Linked DNA regions of Homo sapiens: region 2 is linked to region 1. A link is a loop called in an ENCODE intact Hi-C map of the cell type or tissue named here. Cell type or tissue: ovary. All regions are shown on one strand. Each heading gives the region's core, and the rest is flanking DNA. Links, peaks and the distances in the headings are about the cores only. Region 1 overlaps EPB41L2 (erythrocyte membrane protein band 4.1 like 2). Region 2 overlaps LOC112267974 (a long non-coding RNA gene).

Region 1 (12,556 bases), core at 1,866-9,865:
ATTTGCAAAAGTTTTTTAAAAATAATCTGGCCAGGTAACAGCCTCCAGAATTTTCCAGACATAATTTAGCGATTGGAAAATTCAGAAGAGGTAAACACTCCTAGACAATAAGAACAGCTTTTTGGTGAAATCTCAAGTTCTTTGGCAAGACTGAATATCAGAAATCAGAGTTCACAACTCTGATAACCATCAAAATTCAGAACTCTGATAACTCTCAGAATTCATGACATTAAGCACATTTTGGAAATAAATTTTCTGATTTCTATTTATCAAAAAGTTGTTAGAATTTTCAAAGCATGCTCACAAGATTCTTACTTTCTGACTTTGTAATTGGTGTGCCAGTCAGAAGAGGCCTCTGAATTTATCACAATGTATTCAATGACATACAGTCTAACATGTGAGTGACAAGCAGAAGACAGCAGAAAACATGTATTCAAAAATACCATCCAATGTATAATTACCATCAAACAGATTGGGGATTTAAAAATATTCTTTCCACTTTTCAAATTTTTCAAATCCAATTTCCAAAACCTTGTTTGATCTACTTTCCTATTTATTCTATCATTTAGCCCAATTTACCAGATGAGATTATAACAGCCAGAGAAATACTTTATAATACAAAATATTTTTTTAAAAGACAGCCTTGCTCCTGTAGCTACAGGTGGGAATAAGTATAAACATTGTTTCAAGTGGCTCTGTGGGTATTAATTCCCATAGATTCTCTCAATGCCCCCAGGACCCTAAACCCTGTTCTTGCTGTCTCAGCTAAATAAAACCGAGCCCTAATCCCCGCACACCACCTTTCTTAGTCCATGGGACCTGTGAAGACAAACTTTCTTCCTGTCACTGCAAATATGGTCTTCAAAACACCCAGGGAAGCGCAACCTATGATTTCAATGTGAGTGTTATACAAACTTTCTGATGAGGCATACATTTGCAAAATCACATTTGGTTCCACAATATTTCTAAGGCTTGGCTTGCTGAATCGGATTCTCCAGGGAGTTGTTGTTTTTGTAATAATTATAGAGAAAGTGAGAAAGGCCTTTCACAAGGCGAGAGATAATTTAGTGGAAACAGATCTCAAAGACGACAGTTATGCAAATTGTATTTAATGTACTTACTTTAAATGACTAGAGAAAAAAATTCTATATAACACTTTACAAGAAATGTACCCTGTTGGTTATTTGCTCTATAATAACACCATAACCTGGTGTGCCCCAACAAAAGTTTCACAAGAAAGCATCCCAATCAGACTGGGATGCAGCCCCTCAGTGGCCTAGTTTGCCTGATATACAGAGGGCCAGTGGACACAAAGTAAAGAAGGACATGAAGCAGAGGAGCAAGATTCAGATGGTACAGCTAAAATATTTCCTGAAAACAAAATGAAAAATGCACAAAGAAAACAAGCAAAAATATCCCTCGGAGAATTCGTAAAAGCTGGAATGGATTATGTAACCAGGCAGAAGGAATCTGGCACTCTCAACATTAGATTTACAAACTTTCAACGTCGCTTTCACCGTTTCAAATAGTGATGTTGGCAGCATCATCAAATTACAGAAGAGCTGAAAACAGATTTTGAAATGCTACTTTTCACAAAATACTAAGACTTCTGATGAAAAATATCACTCAAGTTTGTTTTTTTAACCCTTTAGAAAAAGAGAAGTGACAAGTTTAGAGAATAAACAAACTTTATTTTATAATAGTATTACAGGAAGCAAAATATCATTTAATACAACTTGAGGCTGCTATAAATCTAATCTGGCATCGTAACTATACATAGGGTCAAAGGCAAAGGAAAAAATGTTCAATATAGTTAATAAGTCCCTATCGGGTCTCTGGTGCCAGCTTTAAATGGTATAACTTTCTTGTAACCAACAGAACACCACCACAGCCCCCTCCCCCTCTCCCCAGCATCCTCAAACCTGTGTGAATCATAAAACTATCTGAAAGAGATAGGCCTGCTCAATAACAAAAGGTAAGTTTTACATGTGTAGACAAAGAGGTTTAATACAAAGCAAGAGTTCTACCCAAGTGTTCAAATAATGGAAAGAATTGAAATGTGGGTATGTTAAGAAAGAAAGCACTAAGGTTTTAAGCTGCCTGAATCTTTTAGTAGAAGGGAAGAAAGTTTTCTCTTTCTCTTCCCTCCTGTTCTGGAATGCTGCCGAAGGGCATGTGTCTGACAAGCATTGGCACTGTGGTGCGGCAGGGTCTCTAAGCACAGTGCACAGTCAGTGAACTTCTTCATTATTCTCCAGTCCAGAGATTCTGACTCTCTACTAAAAGTAGAAAGTCACAGGACTGGAAAGTCAAAAGGGTCCAATATAAAAAACATCCCTGTGAAATTCTCAAATATTAGAAAATTTTCAAGATGTAAGAAAGGCTTTTAATCTGTATTAATATTTTCTCATACAGTATATTTGCTGCAATTTGAAAACTCCGTAAATATTTACTGTGAGAATTCAATGAAAAGAATCCAGAAGAAGGAAAGCCACTATCTAAATTAGTCACAGAGTTTCCTTTCTGCGCAACAGCACCTGTTCAAGTGAACAGCACCTTACCAGCTTGGGCTGGCTTTGTTCACTGTCATTTGATCAAAGTGAGTCATTAAAAGCAGGTAGTTGCACACAAAGTAAACAGAAAACAAAACCAAAACCCCTTAATTAACAACAACAAAAAGAAAGAACTGAGAATATTTAGAAGTGGTTATAAAACAAAATAATATATTAAATGCATGGGAGCAATATAGACCAGAGCTGGTAAGGAAAGGTTTGGTGTTGGCATTTTAATTCTTCAGGCTTCTGGTCATTGTTACCAGTTGTAGCATAAATTCGCTGGAATAGTGGTGTGGCATTAAGACTTGGAACGGTCAAAAAATCTTCAGGGGTTCACAAAGTTGAGTGTTGTTTAAAAAATGACTTTCTAGAAGAGAAAAAAAAAAAAAAAACAGAAGGCTTAAATATTCCAAAAACACAGGCTTGAAAAAAATGTTAAGTAACATTCATCAAGTTTTCAATCAAGTAATCAACAGTTACTGTCTGCCTAGTCTTACATTAAATAGTATGTTTACCAGAAGACAAGCATGAGACACTATTCCACTCTCGAGGGCCTTAAAATACCTGGAGAATTGACAAGTACGCTAGAAGCAACTGGCAAATAAGAGTTCACTGCAAAAGAATTTATTAGCATAAAACAGAGACAATTCATATGTAAGAATTTAAAGACAGAAACCAAGGTAGGTTTTAAAGCTATACTCAGGGAAAGGGAAAGTCAAAGTCTATTTTCTTTGTGCTAAAACGAATGGAAATGGTGCTTCAGGTGGAAAAACACAATGAGGAAAGAGGCATGGAGGTGAAGAAGTACACAGTATTATGACAGTAAGATGTATGTTGGGGGAGGAGGCAGAAACGAATGGAAGGAATAGGACGGTGAAGAAAGGGACATTACTAAAGTTGAGCATTGGTATAGTGAGTAGTAAATAAAGGTACAAAATATTAGGTCTATTCTTTAATAGACTGAGAAGTACCAGCTTGATCTAATTGACCAAAAAAAAAAAAAAATGAATTAAGAAAAAACATTTGGACGAAAAGACCAGTTGGCAATCTACTACAATGGTCCAGGGCAGAGTGCAAGAGCCACAGAGAGATAGAAGACTGGTCAAAGAACTTGGGGTTGGCCAGTCATGCAGGGCATGATAAGCCCAGGAAAGGAGGTTGGGATCGTTTCTTCTTTGGTTTTGAGGAAGGGTTTGTCATGGTGTGATTTACGTTTTGAAAACACTGCTGTGGCTTCAGTGTGATGAATAAGCTGAAGCCGGCAAGGAGTAGAGGCAGGAACAACAGTCAGGAGACCAGTGCAGGAGTCCAGCTGGATGAGGAAGATGACAAATGTCAGGCATTCCTGCCAGATGGCCAGGACCCAGACTTGAGTGGTCACCACAGAAATCAGGTGGGAGAGAAATTTGAGAGGCACCACTAAGGAGAATAATCAGAGTGTGGTGGTTAAGAAGTAAGTATAAGACAGGATGATAAGGTTTGGAGTCTGGGACCTCAAAAAAAGGAGAGAATGAAGGCTTACAGCCTGGGTGAAGCATTAGACCTAGGGATATAGATTTGGGCATCAGAACAAGGGATAAGTGAAACCAACAGATAGAACTAAGTCTCATGTGAGCATAGGAATAAATGAAAGCCACAGAGTCTTGCAGAAGTCCACAATCAAAGGTAAGTGGAGAAGACTTTTTAAAAAACCCATGATGGTGCAATGGCCCTGAAAGAGAAAAGGGTTTTAAGGTGGCAATTGTTTCATTTTATATTTGAACTTGGTTGGAAGTTTTGGCAAATGATAGGTAATCACAAAGGACAGTGCAGAGTGGTAATTAACGTCTTTTCCAAGAGACACTGCTCCCAAAGTCAATTAGAATGTACACTCTTTTGGTTAGGTAAAATTAAGTCTTGCTTTAATGAAAAAAGTTCCTACCATTTAGATTTATCACAGATAATATTAAAGCCTCTTGATTATTCAGGACAGATTGATTAATCAACTTCATTGTTTTCTACCCTGTTGTCTGCCTTAGGTTATTTCATTACTCATTAGTACTTCTGTTTGATTCTAGGCTGGGGGAAAAAAAAATCAATGGAGAAAATAGAAAGTCTTTTTTTAGGTTAGTAATTATGAAAAGAAATGTGGGGGATGATGAAGGGAAATGGATACAATTACCAATCAAATTGGATTTGGCAGTTATATGACACCTTCAGTCATGGAACCTGTTCTTGTTCCTTCAGAGCTGGTATTTCCATTTGCTTTGTTTAGTAAATATGCATCATTTGTTGAACACAGCTGCCATTTTGCCTAGTTTATGTTATTAAAAAAACAAACCCCTGATGCTATCAGGGCCTGAAAACCTACAGAGAGAACAATGTTTAGGATTCTAGTCTCCATTTTCTCTAGGCCCTATGTCACTTTATTGCTTTGCATCTGTTTTCATCAAAAATAAAAATTTCACTTTGTAATGAGTCATAAATTTGTAAAGAAAAGCTAAAATTAAACTTGTTTCAAAGTTATTACAGGAAACTAAGCATATGTTGGAATTGAAGGGATCTTGATCTCAAAAAACTTCAACATTTACTGAGCTAAATATAGAGAAAAAGACATAGTTACCCAAATAAACTCAAAATGTAATTTATTTCCATTAATAAACTTTTTTTCTGGTAATGAATATTATAAATGATAACCTTCATGTGCTCTTAGGATTCCAAACAGCTTTCAGAATCATTTTATTGCCATTTTAATGTTAAAACTTATTTATTTTCTCATTCTTTAAAAATCAGTAAATCAAGTTTAACTCTGAGTTATTAGATATTGTGTCAAAACATCCCAGTTCCTTATTGGCGTGGATGAACAAGAAGTAACTTATTGTACGAAGACTTTATTTACATATCCACTTATCTTTTTTGACTGTTTCTTGCACTTAAACACATGTAGAAATACGTTCCTAAGTACTAAACAGTTAGCTTTTGAGCTAGAAAAGAGAAAAGATAAAGACAGAATCACCAATGTCACTGCTACATAAGCATCAGAAATACTGTACTTTTCTGTCCTCTGGCAGGTGTCTGTGAGAAATAAACTTAATATCTGACAATTTTTTACAGGCTAGAATTTGGGACTAAATGATTTATTACATATTCCAACCAAACTGAAAACTAGGCAATGGCTCTTCATGTAAAAGCTGTAAAAGTTTCAAGAACATTCTTTTCTTTCTCTAAGCTTGAATTCTACTCATATTCATAGAAGTCTGGGCATCTTTGTCAATACAAATTGGCAGGCATTAATTATAGACATTAATTCAACCTGCTTTCACTTTTACACTATCACAGGTTCATCCTGAGTTTGGGTAAGATCATAGCTGTTAAGCATATGGATTATACTTTATGTATTAGAATTGTGGTGAAGTCAACAAAAATAAAAGCATTCATACCACTGTTCTGTTTCCAAGTGTCACTGTTCCACCCTGGCCTATACAATGTCAGTAAACATTCTAACTACTATAGTCACATTCCTTAGTCTATGTCCCCCTCTTTTGGCCAATGTGAGAATAGATCAATGTGGCTCAATTTCATCTAATCACAGGAGTAATTCTATGTTCAAGTTCTTCAAGGATATATGTTGGTTGCATGCCTTGTCTTAAGCACTCACAGAGGGATCAGAGAGTTATTTACCCTCTCAGTGCACCCAATGAGCAGTGGTGAAAAAAGTCCATACATACAAGTTCTATGATCTTGCCCGAAAAGCACAATCTTTGAGTTTCTAGAGACAAAGGGCTCATGTATTGATCTCAATCTTGAGTGCTCTACTCCAGAAATTGACTCAGTAAACTGATTTCAAAAAGCATTTGACAGAAAATACTAGCAATGCTGCCTTTAAGTGGTACAGCACTCATCTAGAGAGAAGTCTCAATAAAAATGCAAAAATGTGGTTTTCCCCCAGATAATACAACAATGCAAATAATACAAGAAAACAACATTTCTTCAGATTAATGAACATTCAATTACCACAGAGCAATAACATAATCAAATATTCTGAAAACGGGAATGAAATATTTACTTAAGGCTGGGCATGGTGGCTGACGCCTGTAATCCCAGCATTTTGGGAGGCTGAGGCAGGCAGATCACGAGGTCAGGGGTTTCACATGGTGAAACCATGTGGCCAACATGGTGAAATCCCGTCTCTACTAAAAATACAAAAAAAAATTAGCTGGGCATGGTGGTGGGCGCCTGTAGTCCCAGCTACTCAGGAGGCTGAGGCAGGAGAATCACTTGAAGCTGGGAGTCGAAGGTTGCGCAAGCTGGGATCGTGCCACTGTACTCCAGCCTGGCCACAGAGCAAGACTGTCTTAAGACACTGCATTTCCTAAGCAAAAATGAACTCTGTGCACTCAGGTGTAAAATTAAATTTTAAATATGATACTTTATGGATTTGACAGTTATTTCAAATGCTGAACTTTTCATTTTATTCTTCTTTTATCCTCAATTTGCATATTTGATTTTAATTTCTAAACAGAATTTCCATTGTTTAAATTATAAAAATCAGCTGGGCACGGTGGTTCACTCCTGTAATCCCAGCACTTTGGGAGGTCGAGAAGGGCAGATCACCTGAGATCAGGAGTTTGGGACCAGCCTGGCCAACATGGCGAAACCCAATCTCTACTAAAGACATAAAAATTAGCTGGGCATGGTGGCACACGCCTGTAATCCCAGCTACTGGGGGGCTGAGGCAGGAGAATCGCTTGAACCCACGAGGCAGAAGTTGCAGTGAGCTGAGATCATGCCACTGCACTCCAGCCTGGCTGCCAGAACGAGACTGTCTCAAATAAACAAATAAATAAATAAAATAAAAATCCCAGAGCCAAAAATGCAAGCATGCTAAATTTCCATTTGGTTAAACCCAGAAAAAAGTCAATTCTTAAAATGTCTGTATTACCATTAAAATATACACGAAGTGTAGCCTGCAGCCCCTGAGGACTGCTGAGTCTCTTTAAGGGGACCATAGAGTCAAAACTGTTTTCATTATCATACTAAGACATTATGTCCTTTTCAGTGTGTTGGCATTTTCACCAATGGTGTAAACAAATAATGGTGAGTAAATCTACTGGCAGCTCAGCCTACATAAGTCGAAGCAGAGGAATCAAACTATATTTGAGGTAACCTTATTCTTTTTTTTTTAGAGGCAGGGTCTTGCTCTGTCACCCAGGCTGGGGTGCAGTGGTGCAATCATAGCTCACTGCAGCCTTGAACTCCTGGACTCAAGGGATCCTCCTGCCTCAGCCTCCCAAGTAGCTAGGACTACAGGCACATACCATCACACCCAGCTAATTTTTAAAAAGTTTTTTGTGGACACAAGCTCTTGCTATACTGCCCAGTCTGGTCTCGAACTCCAGGCCTCAAGCAATCCTCTCACCTCAACCTCCCAACGTGTTCGGATTACAGGCGTGAGCCACCAGGCCTGGCCTGGCACCTTATTCTTTACCAGTGTGCACTTGCAGTAAAATAGAGAAGACAGTTTCACTTAAGGAAGTCCTTGAGGACACAGAAGAAATATTAATTTTCCTACATCTCAAGCCTGAGTGCATCTTTTTAATATTCTGTGTGATGAAATGGGAAGTATGCACACGCCATTCCCGCTGCATACAGAAGTACAACAATGTCTAGAGGAAAAGCATCTATGGGAATGTCTGAACTGTGAGTTGAAGCAGCTGCTTTTTCATCAACCACCTTTCTTACTTGAGAGAATCACTGACAGACAAGGGATGTTATTCAATTTGGATACTAGGTAAACCTTTTATTGAAAATGAAGTTGAGCCTGTCGCCTCAAGAGAAACAATTGACAGTACTTGTTGCCAATGATAAAATGCAAGCTTTTAGGTGAACATTAGAATTTGGAAAATGGTGTTTTGGCCACCATGAGCTTGATAGCTTCCCGATATTAAGACTCTTGAGGAGATCAGTGGCAGCGAATGACCCTTTTACTGTCTCCATCATTTTACCTTTTCCAGGATGTCATACAGTTTGATCATACAACATATATAGTCTTTCTAGACAGACTTCTTTCACTATGTGATGATTTTTAACTTAATAAATATTTATAAAACTTCTCAGTTTTGACTTATGATAAATTTCAATAGATACAATTCACATGAACAAAATCTCTTTGGGCCTTCAATAATTTTTAGGTGTATAAAGTGGTCCTGAGACCATTCAGTTTGAGAACTGCTTATGTCCAATCTGCTATCACTAAACTACTGCCGTTTTCTTCTGTCACAGATATTTGTGTATCTGCTGAGTACAGGGAGAAATTAAATCCAGTGTTTTTCTCTGCAGTCAAATGAAGCACAGTATCTGTTCTACAAATAATTCAGCAAAATGCTTTTGCTTTTCCTGGTTTGCTGGAACATGTTCATGCTGTTTGGAGACCCCACCTTCTTAGGAGGCTCTTCTGTGGGTCCTTTAAGGCCCAAGTCCCATCTTCAGGCCTTTTGGGACTGGGTTGACCTTCCTGAGCCCTGTGTCCTCTGAATGAACTGTATTACTCTCAAAGGCCTACATGCTAATATAACTTTACTTCAAATAGTAATAAAGATACTGAGCTTCATCTGACTGAAAAGCAAAAAAATATCGGATTTAACTTTTATAGATGTTCCTATGATATTTTACTCCTGGCTTTGCTTCCAAGTTAAATTCAATCTTACTCTTAGAGATGTCCAGTTCAGTATCCCCATTACTAACTGTCTGAACCAGTATCTTGATTTCTTTACAGGGTACTTCATCTAATCTAGAAGCTTTTCAGTCAATCATACACACTACTGATAAATTCATATTACTAAAGGACATGGCATGTAAGACCATCTGCAATTTGCCTTCAACAAATGTTTCCAGCTGTGCTGAGAACTCTATACATAACCACGATGGAGGTTTGCTTTTCCCGACATCCTTCCCATTGTTTTCCCATGTGCTCTTTCTTCCCTCCCCAATCTCCAACTATCCAGATTGCCCTTGGTGCTTTGCACAGAGGAGCTTTCCTGCAACCTTTCTGGAGAGCTTTGTCTTGTTTGGCCAATCAGAAGCATTTCTCCTGTCAACTTCCACAGCCCTTTATCTAGGCTTCTCTTCAAATATACTATTTTTGTGCCCTGAACATTATTTTTATGCATGTTCCTATGCCTTCCCCTCTCACACACAACTATAATAGTCCCTTGAACATAACAGGCTCATAATATAGATTAATGAATCCAGAAGTGAAAGTATCAGGGACTAATTTGTAACGTAAGACTGAAGAATAAGAGCTTGAGGAAACGGCAGGGAAAAAAAACAACAGAATTGCATTATATCTTTAGGAAGAAGCACTAATTCCCATGTTTACCATTACTCTCATCTGCCAATTTTCTTGTTTAAGTAGAAAAACATCAGGTTCATTTTTCTGTTCTCTTTTGTTGATTAACTATATCTATGATATCCCATGAGGACTCTTACTTCTTTAAAAAACTGGTTTCCTCAAATCACTGAAGCCGTAACACAAGTTTCTAAAAGTAGTAGTGCCGGCCCTAAAGCTGTTAAGGTCTTCTGGTTCACTCTGCTAGGTCAAATCTTCTGGGAATTTGATATAAAAGCGTTCTACAAAATCTTAAAGCTTCTTTTAAATAACAAATGAACTATGGTCAGGCTCCACTCAGTATACTCTATTAGAGCTGAGCTTTTGTCACTTAGGTTCATAAGATGGGTAGTAATGAGAAAACATTTCTCTGTAGCATCAAATAAGAGCTTAAAAATACAAACTAACAAAGCTTTCATCTTTTAGAAAAAAGGAAGGTTAGTGGGAATCAAAAGAAATTTCTAGACCCAACTTTCTCACTTTTTATCTGAGGGAACATGGGAAAAAAATCACTTTTCCTCAAAGTTAAATAAAGATAGCTTAAAACACTATTCCCTGCCCCCTAACAGTCTCTGTCTCTCTCTGTCTCTCTCTCTCTCTCTCACACACACACACACACACACACACACACACACACACACACACAGAATCTAAACTGCATCGTGCCATATTAGTTTAAGGTTGTCCTCTCACTTCATCCCTCCTACCCTCCACAGATCAACACTGTCCAAGAGAAATATACTGCAAGCAATGAATGTGAGCCACATATGTAAATTTTCTAGAAGCCACATTTCAAAAAATAAAAAGGAACATGTATATGTAATTTTAATGTAGTTATTAAACCCAATATATCCAAATTATTATTTCAATAAGTAATTAATTTAAAAATTAGAAATAATTTACTTTTTTCTCATGTCTGAAATCCAGTAAATATCTTATACTTACAACATATCTCAATTTGAACTAGCCACATTTCAAGTGCTCAATAGCCACAAGTGGGTATTGGCTACCATACTGGACAGAACAGGTCCAGACTTCCATGTGCTCTAATGCTAACTCAACTATTTTGATGCAAGAAAGCATCAATATGTCCTTGGACTGTAATCCTCGTAAGGACAGGAGTATCTTTACAAAAACACACACATACACAAACTTGTTAATTAGTTGCCATAGTAAAATTCCCCTCTGATGCCACCCACAAAATTTACATGTTTAAACAATTGGTATCTGGGGTATCTAACAGAAAAGCCTTGAGATAAATCAATCTATACTTAGCACAGGTGACCTATGACAGTTACGTTAATGTCTAGGATCCTATTTCCTTATAAAGAAGGTTAGAGGAGAGACACGAAGATGCTCTACAGGCAGTTTAACATTAAATATTCTTTACATTTCCAGACTCTCAAACACAGCCTAGGACAGGGTAACAAAGTCATAACCACCACCCCAACACGGTCAGAGGCCAGATGGGTAACATATATGCATAAGGAGACTGGGCCCCAAGGGCCTCAACATAAAGACAGGATATGACAGGCAGTAGCACTGTGGTGACCTAGAGAGCTCCTCCCAGCCTGATGCTGGCCACACCTACTAAGCTCCAGCATAGTAACCACAGGGAGAGCAGGCTCAATGTCATCAGAGCTTCTGATTTTTCTAAAATTGCTGACTATCTTCTAATGTTTAAGCACTAATAATTGATTCAAATTCTAAGATATACCCTTTAGGCCAAAACAAAAAACAAAACTGTGGATATGGCCTGCTTGTCTCTAAGCGGTCAGTTCTGTCTTGCCCCTCTCCCCACTTTTGGTGCCAATTTTTTAAATTGGAGGGAAAATGTAGCATTTGTGACTAAGAGGTTAATAACTTTAATCTGAAAAGATTAGTTACTCATCTTTTCAAGTTACTAGGCTGTGTGATAACCGTGAAAACTGAGGGATAATTTAAATGCCCATTAGTAGGGATTAAGTAAACCATCATGCGTCCATTCAACTAATCTCTATAAGAGAAAAAAATAGACACCTGAATAGGAAAATGGACAAAGGACACAAACTGGCAACCAAAAGAAATGCAAATTATATGTGTGTGTCTGTCCCTGTGTGTAGCATATGTATGCATGTATTCCAACTTCACTAGCATTGAAAAAACACAAAGAAGGTTCTTTCCTCACAGTTTAAACAAGGGAGAAACAAATGCTCTTTCCTGATCAGACTAGCAAAGCTTTTTTTTAATGTTTAATAATGTTTAGTTGTTGCCAAGGCTGTGGGGAAACATATGCTCACAAACTGCTAGTGGCGGTCTATGTTTGCAGAACCATTAAGGAGGACAATTTGGTAATATGTCAAAAACCCTTGGTGGGCAAGCAGTGGTGGCTTATGCCTGTAATCCCAGCACTTTGGGAAGCCAAGGCGGGTGGATCACCTGAGGTCAGTCAGGAGTTCGAGACCAGCCTGGCCAACATAGGGAAACCCCGTCTCTACTAAAAATACAAAAATTAGCTGGGCATGGTAGCACACGCCTGTAATTCCAGCTACTCGGGAGGCTGAGGTAGGAGAAACGCTTGAACCTGGGAGGCGGAAGTTACAGTGAACCAAGATCGTGCCACTGCACTCCAGTCTGCGCGACAAGAGGGAAACTC
Region 2 (12,556 bases), core at 2,360-10,359, 520 kb before region 1:
CATAAAAGGTTGTTTGGTTGATTCACCTGCCTAAGTTATTCAGGATAGTAACTTACCTGTTATTCCTTTTATTTGTTTTGGAAATATTTTCATTTTTTCCAAACATTTAAACATTTTGCATAGTATTTTTAATATAAAATGATTTTTTAAATAATTTAAATTATTGGTAAACAGTAATACATCACGTGAATGGTATTTTTCTTATACATATGATATTAATTCTATAACGATGAGCTCCCCAAAGTAGGATCCCCTGATGGACTTGGGGGACTTTGTGACTTCCATAAAAGGGCATGTGAAAGTGTGTATATATGTGCTAAGGAGTGATTTTCTGGAAAGAAGGTTCATATCTTTCTTCACACTCTCAAAGAGACTAAAAGAATGGGATATTAGGGGCCGGGCGTGGTGGCTCACCCTTGTAATCCCAGCACTTCGGGAGGCCGAGGTGGGTGGATCACTTGAGGTCAGGAGTTCGAGACCAGCCTGGCCAACCTGGCAAAACCCCATCTCTACTAAAAATACAAAAATTAGCCAGGTGTGGTGGCAGTCGCCTGTAACCCCAGCTACTCGCGAGGCTGAGGCAGGAGAATTGCTTGAGCCTGGGAGGCGGAGGTTGCAGTGAGCCGAGATCATGGCACTGCATTCCAGCCTAGGCAACAGAGCAAGGCTGTCTTAAAAAAAAAAAAAAAAAAAAAAAGAATGGAATATTAGGAAGAGTGAAAGGAAGGAAGGATAAGAAAATGTGAGAAAAAGAAAAAAGAAGAGAAAGGGAATAGAAAACTTGAGTACATTGCTAGAAGAGTGTGCTATAGGTTATTTGTGCTTTTCCAGAAGAACTGAGAAAATGTATTTTGGGCTAAAAATTTTTATAATTAAAAAATAATAATAACTTGAATTCATGAGGGCCTACTGCATTCAGGTACTATGATAAGAGCTTTAATTTATGTTATCCTTACACCTCACAAATACCCCATGAGGTAGGGAAAGAACCACAGTCCCTTTTAGGAAATGCTTGGCCCAAGTGTATGCTCTATTAAGGTGAATGCATTGGGGTCAGATTTTGGAATTTAGAATTTTTCAATTTTTAGAAAGATATGTTGGTGGCCTTAGCATACATTATACACTATACCCAGGAGGGTCTGAGGGATCATAATGGGATCAAATAAAAGTGTTAAAGAGCTTCACATGAGTTCATTTCATATAGGTCAGATTTTGATGCCAGATGAGTTATGACAAAGGATTTGATTTTCACAGCTTTTAGGATTTTGAAATTGCAGACAAAATATTGTAAACCTGTATTATTATCATTCCCATTTTCTTGACCACAAAATGGCTTTAAGAGGTTGGTTAACAGCTCTGGTTTGTACAGCCAGGAGGTGACAGAGCAGACTGCACATCAGGCCTTCTGACTCCTGGTCTGTGGATTTTTAGAATTTAATGCAGATGGACCAGTGAGAAATCCTGAGTTACAATTTGGATGTACTAGTAGGCACCACCAGCTATTTGCCTTACTGTTCTTATGATTACTATTAGCTATAATTTTCCTGAACACCTGTCAGCAACTAGGTGATAAGGGAGTGGGAGAAAGAAGGCAGTGATGGAGCCCAACGCTTTCCTAAAATCCTAAAATCCTGATGGGAAGGCTGACATTCCAGATTTAGATGAACTGATGGCCAGTTCATGAGAACTTTCCAAAGAAGAACCACAAAGAGCTCACAGAACATCCATAAAATATTTGTTGGACGCCTACTACGTGTTACTTATTGTTCTAGGCACTGGGAATAGAAATGCATGTATTTTATTATGATATATGATACTATGTATATCTCTCCTAACAGAGGAGATATACATATAACCAAATAATTAAAATACATTGTGATAAATGCTGTAATAGGGTTCATTAGGAAATACTGGGAATGTCAGGAAAGTCTTATACAAAGAAACTGATATTATATTTGGACTTAAAGGATGAGTTGTTTTTGTAGATAGATAAATGGCAGAATAAGTAGAATGGCTGTTCTAAAAATGCACTTTTAATTTCTGCTCTTGATCAAGATGGAATGACAGGGACAGGATTTATTCCCCACTGGAAGCAACTGGAAAACTGGAAAAAAATATACAAAACAGCAGTTCTCAAGACATTGTGTGCCGGCAACAAAGGACAGTGATGCTGGAGAGATGAGAAATAAGCAAGGTAAGCCCTATAGTGTCCCAGCTTACTGCCTGGAGAGAGTATTCAGGCTGCAGGCCTATATTCTCAGAGTAAGGAGATTCTCAGGGTAAGATTCTCAGAGTAAGCAGACAATGTTGATTGACCGGGAAGGCCAAGGTGGCTAGAGGCCACAGAGTAGAATGCCAGAAAAGAGAGAACTACATAGATTGAAAACTACGCAGACCTGTAGGGAGTCTTTAAGTATTCAACTGAGTACTGATCAACACATGCATGTTAGGAAACCACCCAAGGCTGGGGGCAAGAATCTAAAGGATTAGAGGCGAAATCCTTGGAGCTCACATGGAGCCGCAACTGGAACTTCTTCCCACCAGCCAGAATGGAAAGCCTCATAATTCAGTGGGCATTTGAGTAGAGTACTCAGAAGAATTTTGCCTCATTAGTACAGCTAAAGTCAGGCCTGGACTATCACTGCTCTGTTTCTGCCTAACAAAGCTTAAAAAAACAAGACTCAAAATGATCATATGCTTTCCAATGAACTATCTCCCATAACAAAGCTCAAGAATATTTATAGAAATAAAATACATATGCAGCACCCAAGAAGCTAAATTTTACAATGTTTGACATCTAATAAAAAAATTTTTTTTTTAATTTTTTATTTTGAGACAAAGTCTCACTCTGTCGCCCAGGCTGGTGTGCAGTGGTGAGATCTCGGCTCACTGCAACCTCTACCTCCTGAGTTCAAGTGATTCTTGTGCCTCAGCCTCCTGAGTAGCTGGGATTACAGGCACACGCCACCATGCTCAGCTAATTTTTGTATTTTTAGTAGTGATGGGGTTTCACTATGTTGGCTAGGCTGGTCTTGAACACCTGACCTCAAGTGATCTGCTCACCTTGTCCTCCCAAAGTGCTGGGATTACAGGCATGAGCCACTGTGCCCAGCCCATCTAATAAAATATTAATAGGCATGGAAAGACACAGGAAAACAGGGCCCACAAGCTGGTAAAGAATAATTAGTTGAAATTAGCCCAGAAATTACATGGATAATCAGTTATTGAAGACATTAAGCTTATTGATAAGGTTGTTAGTTCTGTTATTAAAACAGAACATAGATATTCCATATATTTATGGAGCTAGAGAAAAGATTGAACTGTTAGTTATAGATATGAAGATACAAAAATCGAATTTCTTAAGGTTAAAATTATAATGTGTGAGATAAAAAGACAGACTGGATCAATGACAGATTAGGTATTGCAGAAAAAATGATGAGTGAACTTGAAGACATGGTAATAGAAATTATCCCAAATGAAACTATCCAAGAAGGAAAAAATCCTGAACGAATCAATAAAGCATCAGTGGGTTGTGAGGCAACTTCAAGCAAACTAATACAGGAGAATTTGGAACCCCCACAGGAGAAGAGAGAGAGGGACAGAAAAACATTTGAAAGAAATAATTACTAAAAACATTTCCAAATGTGATGAAAATTATAAACCTCAGGTCTAAGAATCTTAAAGAACTCCAAGCATAGGAAACATGAAGAAAAGTATGCAAAGACACGTTATAATGAAATTGCTTAAAACCAGTTAAAAAAAGAAAAATTTAAAAGCCCGAAGCGAAAGACACATTAGATACAAAGGAAAAAAGACAAGGAGGAGAGCAGAGTTCTTGATGAAAACAATGCAAACTAGACAACAGTGGAGCAACATCAGTAAATACTGAAAAAACAAAAACAAAACTTTCAGCCTGTAATTTTTTATCCAGGGAAAACATCTTGCAAAAATGAAGGTACATATTAGTTAAAGGAATTAATCACCAGCAGACCCTGCCCTACAAAAAATGTTGAAAGAAGTCTTTCAAGCATAAGGCAAATGATGCTAGATGGAAATTTGGTCCTATACAAAATAATGAAGAGAATTAAGAAATGGCATGTAGAAAAATATAGAGAATTTTCTTATTAAATATCTTTAAAATATAATCAATGGCTTGAGGCAGAATTAAAAACCAAATATTGTGGGGTTTTAATGTGTAAGTTTAACATGTAGAAGTAAAATGCATGAAAGCAGCAGCAAAACAAATAAACAAAAAATACCCAGAAGGGGAAAATTAGAAATAATTGTAGACCTGACATGGCTAAGAAAAGAATCAGTAAACTTGAAGCAGATCAATAAAAAGTTTCCAAAATGAATTGCAAAGAGAAAAAAATAAACACACACACACATGCACACACACACGTCCCCCAACACATTAAAAAATTGTGGAGAATATGAAAATGGAATAATACAAACTATTCAATCCATCCAAAAGAAGGCAGTAAAAGGAAAAAGGCAATAAAGAACAAATGGAAAAAATGGGAAATAAATATCAAACGCATATCTAATAAAAGACTCAGATCCAGAATATACAGAGAATTCTCAAAACTCAAACAACTCTTTCCTCTTCAAAAAAAGAAATGGGGGAAATCTGAACAGAAGCTTCATCAAAGAAGATAAATGAATAGCAAGTAGGTAGATGAAAAAATGTTAAATAGCACTAATCATTGAGGAAAGGAAAACTAAAGCCACAAAAGAATGTCACTATGCACGTATTAGAATGGCTAAAATTAAAAATCAAATGTTGGGGGAGAATGTGGAGCAACTGGAATTCTCACACATTGAATGGTGGGAATGGAAAATGGTCCTGCCACTTTGGAAAACAGCTTGGCAGTTTTAAAAAAGATACATATAGCTGCTGTATGACTCAGGTATTGCGTGCTCATGTAACTATCCAAGATAAATAAAAAGATTTGCACATGAATGTTTATAGCAACTTTGTTTGTAACGGCCCCAAACTAAAAACAACCTAAATGCCCATCAACAGGTGAATAGATTAACAGTGTTACAATCAATGACATAAAGAGGAATGGATTATTGATATACTCAAGAACATGGATAAATCTCAAAACAATTATGCTGATTATTATTTATATAAATGTCTAATTCCATTTATATAAAATTCTTAAAATTACACACTGATCTATAGTGATACACAGCAGGTCCATGTCTACCTTCCAGGTATATCTGACTTCATCTTCTGTGCTTCTCTCCTTTGCTTCCTGGGCTCCAGACAAGCAAATCTTGCTGTTCTTTGAACACATCAAGAATGTGCCTGTCTCAAGGTTTACATATTTGCTGATCCCTTGACATGGGTAATGCTTCCCCAGAGAGTTTGCTCCTTACTTCATTCTAGCCTCTCATCCAATATCACTTTGTCTAACATAACTCCCAATGATCTCTGCCTGCTTGTATTTACTAGGTGAGTGTGGGCTGGACCTAGTGACTCACTTGTAGCAAATAGAATGCAATGAAGTGATAGGATGCCACCTCCACAATGAGGTTACAAAAAGAGTCTGGCTTACATCTTTCATGCTCTGTACCAGTCTTTCTCATTCTATCTTTCTTAGAACTCTTGTCAATTGCCTTACGGACAGACCTATAAGGCAAGAAACTGATATCTGTGATCGAGAGCCAGTGAGCACCTGGGGCTTGTCACTGGCCATGTGAGTGAGCTTGGAAGCAGATACTCTCCCAGTTAAGCTTGGAAATGATTGCAGCCCCAACCCTGATGGCTGACTTGTGAGAGACCTCCTTGATTCACAGGCACCCAGTTCATCTGCACCTGGATTGCTGACCCATGGAAATGGCGAAGTAATAAATGTTTGTTATTTTAAGCTGCTAAACCTCTGGATAATTTTTTATGCAGCCATAGACAACTAATCCAGAGGTGTTCCTTAGAAAACTATGTAAAATATCCCCACTGACACATACAATTCCCAGTACTCATTGTCCTCTTACCTTGTTTTTTCTCATTCAAGACATTTTTCATCATTCAAAGTATTATTATATGTTATATATGTGCTAACTTGCTGTCTGTCTCTCATTCCCCCAATAAAATAAGATGAGAACAGCATCTTATATCTAGGGCCCGAAACACTGCCTGGCCAAGCTACGTATATATCCATTACATATTTGACACCTTTATATAAAATTTGAAAAAAAAGTCTAGACTATAAGGCAGGCTCCTTTTAGCTAGATATATTCTACATATATTCAGACCTCAACTCAAGGACAGAGGCCATCACAGAAAACCAGAAGAATGAGAAATTCCTTAAGCTACTGTGTCCCTTTTTCCCTAGGATCAGGCAAACACACTACTAATTCATCATACACTTAAAAATATTTGGAAAGGAGGAATAAGCAGAGAAGACAACTACCTCTCTGGTCAAGAGGAGCTGTGAGGGCCTGATCCAGCCACAGGGTGAAAATCACTATGGGAACTCATTAGTGAGGGTTTAACTGAGCCATCAGAGAGGCAAGGCTGGAGCGAGGCATCCAAAGGGGCCAGGCAAGGGTGGAATGGAGGCTAGTCCAGAATTGGGACAGGGACAGAGGCGGAATCTGGTTCTTGGTTGAGCCACAGCTTCAGGAACCAGCAGCAGGCTGAGAGAGAGAGAGATGGACCCCAAGGAAGTTCTTTTTCTGCCCAAGCCAGAGTACAGGTCGAGGCATCAAGGCTGGAGTGGAAGGCTGGGAATCAGGCATTTTCTCATAGATTGTAGGACGAGTAAGAGCAGAAGGTACAAGTGAGATGACACGAGACATCTCCACGGAGCTGTGACTACAGATAGGTCTGCATACATAGACAGTGTTCATTCAAAGTACATTGTAGTAGCCGGGCATGGTGACACACGCCTGTAATTCCAGCTACTCGGAGGCTGAGGCAGGAGAATCACTTGAACTCGGGAGGCAGAAGTTGCAGTGAGCCGAGATTGCACCACTGCACCCCAGCCTGGGCGACAGAGTGAGTGAGACTGTCTCAAAAAACCAAACCAAACCAAAGCAAATGGTTCAATGGTTTTATGTGGGATCAATGGTTTTATGAGCAAGGTGGAAACCTAACAACCATTCATGATATCATTTTTATGTTAAGATGATTTGAGTATTCCAAGCAACTAATGCAAAAGCAGAAATTTTGAAGAATCCTAAATTTGAGTTTACTTGAATTAACAATTTCTGTCAATCGTGGAAGCTGCTGCTATGGCCCACTAGGTGGCAGTATGGGAGTGATTTGCTGGTTAACAGAAAATGGAATAGGCTTGACTCTCAAGCCACTAGTTTGTTTTTTTCCTAGCATTTAAAAGTTGACAATAGAAAATGTTCATGGAATAATAGATGGAAAGTCAGACAAGGACTATCATGCAAAGGCCATTGACATATAAAATAAAACCGTTTTACAAGCAGTTACCATGGAGCATTTTATAAAAAGTCAAAACAGCAAATAATGTCTGCTGTTCATAATAAATATAATGTTTTTAAGTGATTCTTCTGATAGGTGAATGTTAGACAGATATAAAATAGAGACAAGTGAGAGAACAGGACAACGGATACCTCTTTCCCAGACCTTGCAAAAACCAGGCTCCCTGAAGCCTCTATGTTGGGGTTTTCAGTTCCCAGATCCCTACTTCCTCTTTACCCATCCACACTCCTGGCTTCCCTGTGAGATGCTCTTGGCAGCAAATCCCTGACAAGTCACATCATTCAAGTATCTTAATTCACTCTTTCACTTGTATTTCCCTGAAATTATGGACAAAGACACACTAATATTTTGCAAGGTAAAATTTCCAATTTTTTTTTTTTTTGTATGATGAGTGCTTAGACTATTGCTGTACATGTTAAGCACCATTCAGGAATTTCCTGTCCAGGCCAGGCATGGTGGCTCACACCTGTAATCCTAGCACTTTGGGAGGCCAAGGCAGGCGGATCACTTGAGGCCAGGAGTTCAAGACCAGCCTGGCCAACATGGTGAAACACCATCTCTACTTAAAATACAAAACTTATCTGGGCGTGGTGGCATGTGCCTGTAATCCCAGCTACTCAGGAGGCTGAGGCAGAAGAATTGTTTGAACCCGGGAGGCGGAGGTTGCAGTGAGCTGAGATCGTGACACTATACTGCAGCCTGGGTCACAGAGGTAGACTCTGTCTCAAAAAAAAAAAAAAAAAAAAAAAGAATTTCCCATCCAATCAGGTTCTAAGGGAAAAGGGCAGAAAATGTGTCTTCTGGTTCCCTTTCATTAGTGTCTTTTAAGTGCTGGCTATGCAGCATATGCTCAATAAATATTTAAACCAATGAATGAATAAATAAATGGCTCAATATGATGGTGTGCATGGGATGCACAAGGGATGAATGAATAAATACACTCTGGCATTTAACATCTTGGAACTTTTTTTTTATAACATATCAATCTTGCATGATTCAAAATAGAACACTTTAAATTTAAATAAACCTTCAAAATGTCTTAACATTTTACATAGAGCAAATTACTGTTAATAATTTACAAAGTTTAGAAAGTTTAGTTTGGAAAGATTAGTTTAATCTCAAAATACTGATCTAGGATAGCAGGCTTTTTAAATTAGCAGTTACCTTCGAGATCATTAGGTCAACCCTCTTATTTTCAGATTAGAAACGAGGACTCATATTTAGTGCTTTTTTCTCCTTTTAAACAGATTGCTGCTCGAATTTGGCAAAAGCCATACATATGATGAGTATGTTAACTGTGATTGATTTTGCTGTTAAGAAATGTTTGTGAAGAATATTCTTGACAGTCTATATTTTTCATATGGTTGAATGAATTTGTGTAATATTAAGGCATAATTATTTTTGGAACTAGCTTTTTTTACCATCAAAATATAAAGTTTCATTCTTAGACACTTTTCAAATTGTGAAGCACTTTCTGGAGTGTTTGTATCAGCTTACTCTACTTTCTTTCCCCTTGAAGTTATTTCTCTTTTCTTAAAGAAAGTAGGTTAAAATGCTGCTTATTAGGAAAATTAGGCTGGGAAGAAGCCGAAAGATCTGTTAAATACCTCAAGTGAATTCCTGAATTCAAAAAATCTGAACATTATCCTTGAAAACAGCTGAAAGTAAAATAACAAAAACTACTTTTTGGAGAACATTTTTTTTTTTTTGGAATAGAAAAATGTTAACTCATTCACAGATCTTGCCCAGATGCAATCGCCTACTGGTCTGGGTTCAGCCTACACACAAGAACAAATTCTTTCCCGGTGCCTCACACTGTGAGGCTGCAGTCCAATCTTGCCAAGGAGCCAGGGGTTCTTGTGTATCTTTTTATTGCTTTAAATTATAAGTTTGTCATTTTAAATTGAACATCTTTTTACTGCCATAAATATCAGTGGAGCCTTAAATGAAATACTGCACGTACAATTCAGCTCTGAAGAACTATATCCATCCATTCATAAACAAGAGCTCTATCGAGCAGGTTTTTCCTTTAGCAGAAATCTCATTGTAGTTTTATGTATTTATGTATATGTAGTATGTTAGTCAGGGTTCTCCAGAGAAAAAGAACTTATATATAGAGAGATATGTAAGAAGGGATTTATTATGGAAATTGACTCATATGATTATGGAGGCCAAGAGTCCCTTGATATGGTGTCTGCAAGGAGAGCTAAGGAAGCTGTGTGAGGACAAAAGACCTGCGAACCTCGTGAGCTGTTCCTGCTGCAAACTCCAGAGTCTGAAGGCTGGAGAACCTGGAGGTCTGATGTCCAAGGGCAGGAGATGGTGGTGTCCCAGCTCCTGAAGAGAGAGAATTCACCTTCCCTCTGTCTTATTGTTCAGGCTCTCGACAGATTGGATGATGCCCACCCACACTCGTGAGGGCCATCTTCTTGACTCAGTCTACTAATTCAAATGTTCATCTCTTCTGGAAACATCCTCACAGAAAATAAGATTGTTTAATAGGATGCTCAAATGCTCATCTCTTCTGGAAACATCCTCACAGACACACCCAGAAATAATACTTTACCAGCTATCTGGATATCCCTTAAGCCAGTCAAGGTGACACCAAAATTAAGCATCACGCTGTGTATGATTTATGTATTTCTTTATATTTTTGGCACAATTCAATGCTGAAATTACTCTTTAAATGTCATGGTTCGAGTGTTTTGAGTTCAATGTACCCGTTCCTGAACTCATCATCATCCTCTCCTCCCACAGTAATACCGATTTAGAGAATGGGCCACATCTAGCAGCTGCCCATCAAAAATCTAGAAGTTGACCGGCCTGGCTTTCACTTGCCTACTTTTCAATTCTGTCAGACACTTAATCCTCAAGTTTGCCTCCCATGCGTCTCCCTTACATGACTGCATCTGCCACGTGGGCAGGGACTTGGTTGATAAACTCAGGGGCATATTGAGCATAGTCCTTAAAACTCAACGAATGTCAGAGGAATGAATAAATGATGAATATTTATCCAATCTATCCCCTTATTTTCACTCTTGCCATCTCGATCCTAGTTTAAGCATTAAGCATCTCTTATCTGGACTACTGCAGTAGCTTATAGTTTGGATTTTCTGACTCTATTTGTATGTCAGCCACCTGCCTTAATTCTAGCCTCATGTTTCTCTACTCTTGTCCTATGTTGTATGCTTAAATACTACTGAGCTGATTATGTCTCCTGCCATATACCCTGATATCTCCTGCCCCTATGACTTTACCTAGGATGTTTCCATCTCTAGAAATGCCTGGTCATTTTTTTTTTTTTTTTGCAAACTTCTGCTCATCCTCATTGCTGAGCCAATGTGACGTATTTTTTAGTAACTTTTTTCTGAAGTCCCAGGTTGTATTACATGCCCCCTTTCTTTTGTCCTATTGTACCTTGTACATTTCTCTAACTGAATTCTTGTATCACATTCTATTTTACTGTTCATCTGTCTGGCTTTCTCTCTGTGCTCCTTTTGGGTAGGAATTCTTTCTTAAACATTGTAGTAATTTTAATGGTGCACAGAAGGCAGTCCATAAATATTTGTACTTGTTTTTTCTTTTTGTGGAATGAACAACTTGGATGCCACAGGAATTTAGGATCGCCACTAATTACGAGTGTGTCTGCCATAGCTAGGGCCACTGAGTACAGCTGTACACATTGTGCACTGCACTATTCTGGGCATGGGTACTAGTCCCATAGAGGATAATGTGAACGTCTACTCCACCACTCCAGTTGTAAACTGCACCAGTCATCCAACCACAGGCACTACCCTGGTGGATATAGATGAGATACTGCAGTGAATACCATTTTTAACTGTAAGATAGTTATATTTTAAATTGTAATTTATTTCAGGTTTTTAATAATTGGATTTATAAACAAACATTGAACAAATAATTCCATTATAATTCACGTGATACTTTTTCTTTTCACAGGAAAGCATTTGTTTTAGCTTGGCATGTTTCTTCCCAGTATGTACCTCATAAATTATAAAATACTTTACCTTCCTTTCCTAGACTGTATTCTTGTTTCCTTAAATGAATTTGAAACCCCGGGACATGAAGTTTATACAGATGGACAGCTATAAATCAATGAATTTTACTATGAAAAATAAGCATTGGCATGTGCATTTTTTTCCATGAAACACATCAGTCAAAATTTAAACTTTAAAAAAAATCAGAGGCTAAAGAAGTTCATTCTAAAGAAAGCTGCCAGTAAACAGATATTACCATTCTCCAGATTCTAGAACTGAACTAAATTGAATTTATCATTAAATATCAAATTTATAGCTTTTAAAAAGACATTAATTTTTCTCTAGAATATCAGTAAGTCTCTTAAATATTAGAGATTTAGGACTGAAAAACATGAAATTCTCTATTTAGTAACTAGCAAATTCTAAATTAATGGATGATAAACCAGACAACTCTTTAAATAAAAATCAATCTAATAAAAATAGCCATTAGACTTATGCATCAAAAAGGTATCAAAATTAAAACTGAGTAAATGGTCAACTTGGCATGAAGCCTTACTAAGTTGATTAAAGTAGAGACTCACTAAATTGACAGCTGGTATTTACAATCTGTGTGGAACAGATATTGATATTAATATTTGTAATAACCACCATATTGAGAAGTATGCATCCAGCATTATGCTAAATGTAAGATACTTTTTAACATTTTGTCATTTTAATACTCAGAAGAATTTATAAGGTAGAAGTGACTACAATACCCATATTATGACTGATGAAACCTATACGTGAAGAGATCAACAAAGAAAATAAGGAAGAAGTGAATGAAAAATTAATTAAAAAGCATTTTTTCAAACCAATCAGGAGAATTAATGAGGCAAGCATTGTTTATCTCCAGAAATGGGATTAAAATATTAAAATATGGACCAGCCAAGAAGGCTCTAACTCTCTAGATATGGTCCATTCTACCCCTACCTGTAGCTGCCTGTCTTCTGTCTACTTTCTGAGTCTCCCATTGAAGCTGAGGTTTGAAATTCACCTGCTGATCAATGTTGCAGATCTCATGTGAGACCCTGGAAGTGGACCCATGGGATAATTGGCTGAT

What was found. A loop is a pair of places that touch in the nucleus more often than their neighbours do. Peaks named below come from ENCODE experiments on the same cell type or tissue, not always from the same donor. Only the 100,000 strongest peaks of a DNase experiment are listed, where the experiment ranks them.
Region 2: it touches region 1 in a loop (2.8-fold over the local background); 58 of 110 quality-filtered maps call a loop at or near these places.

What each region holds. Positions count from the first base shown.
Region 1 is chr6:130,837,677-130,850,232 of GRCh38, forward strand. It overlaps EPB41L2 (erythrocyte membrane protein band 4.1 like 2), which reads right to left. Exons shown (of 20, transcript NM_001431.4): 20 at 1,671-2,922. Among named protein-coding and RNA genes, the nearest start is that of SMLR1, 17 kb to the left of the region's middle. RefSeq lists an enhancer at 11,303-11,442. In ovary, for the core only: a CTCF peak has its summit at 6,030; a DNase peak (open chromatin) is centred at 6,838; H3K27ac peaks cover 2,202 bases.
Region 2 is chr6:130,315,615-130,328,170 of GRCh38, forward strand. It overlaps LOC112267974 (a long non-coding RNA gene), which reads left to right. Exons shown (of 3, transcript XR_002956398.2): 3 at 2,056-7,888. It also overlaps a transcript of SAMD3 not described here. Among named protein-coding and RNA genes, the nearest start is that of TMEM200A, 44 kb to the right of the region's middle. In ovary, for the core only: a CTCF peak has its summit at 7,249 (motif pointing right); a DNase peak (open chromatin) is centred at 7,254.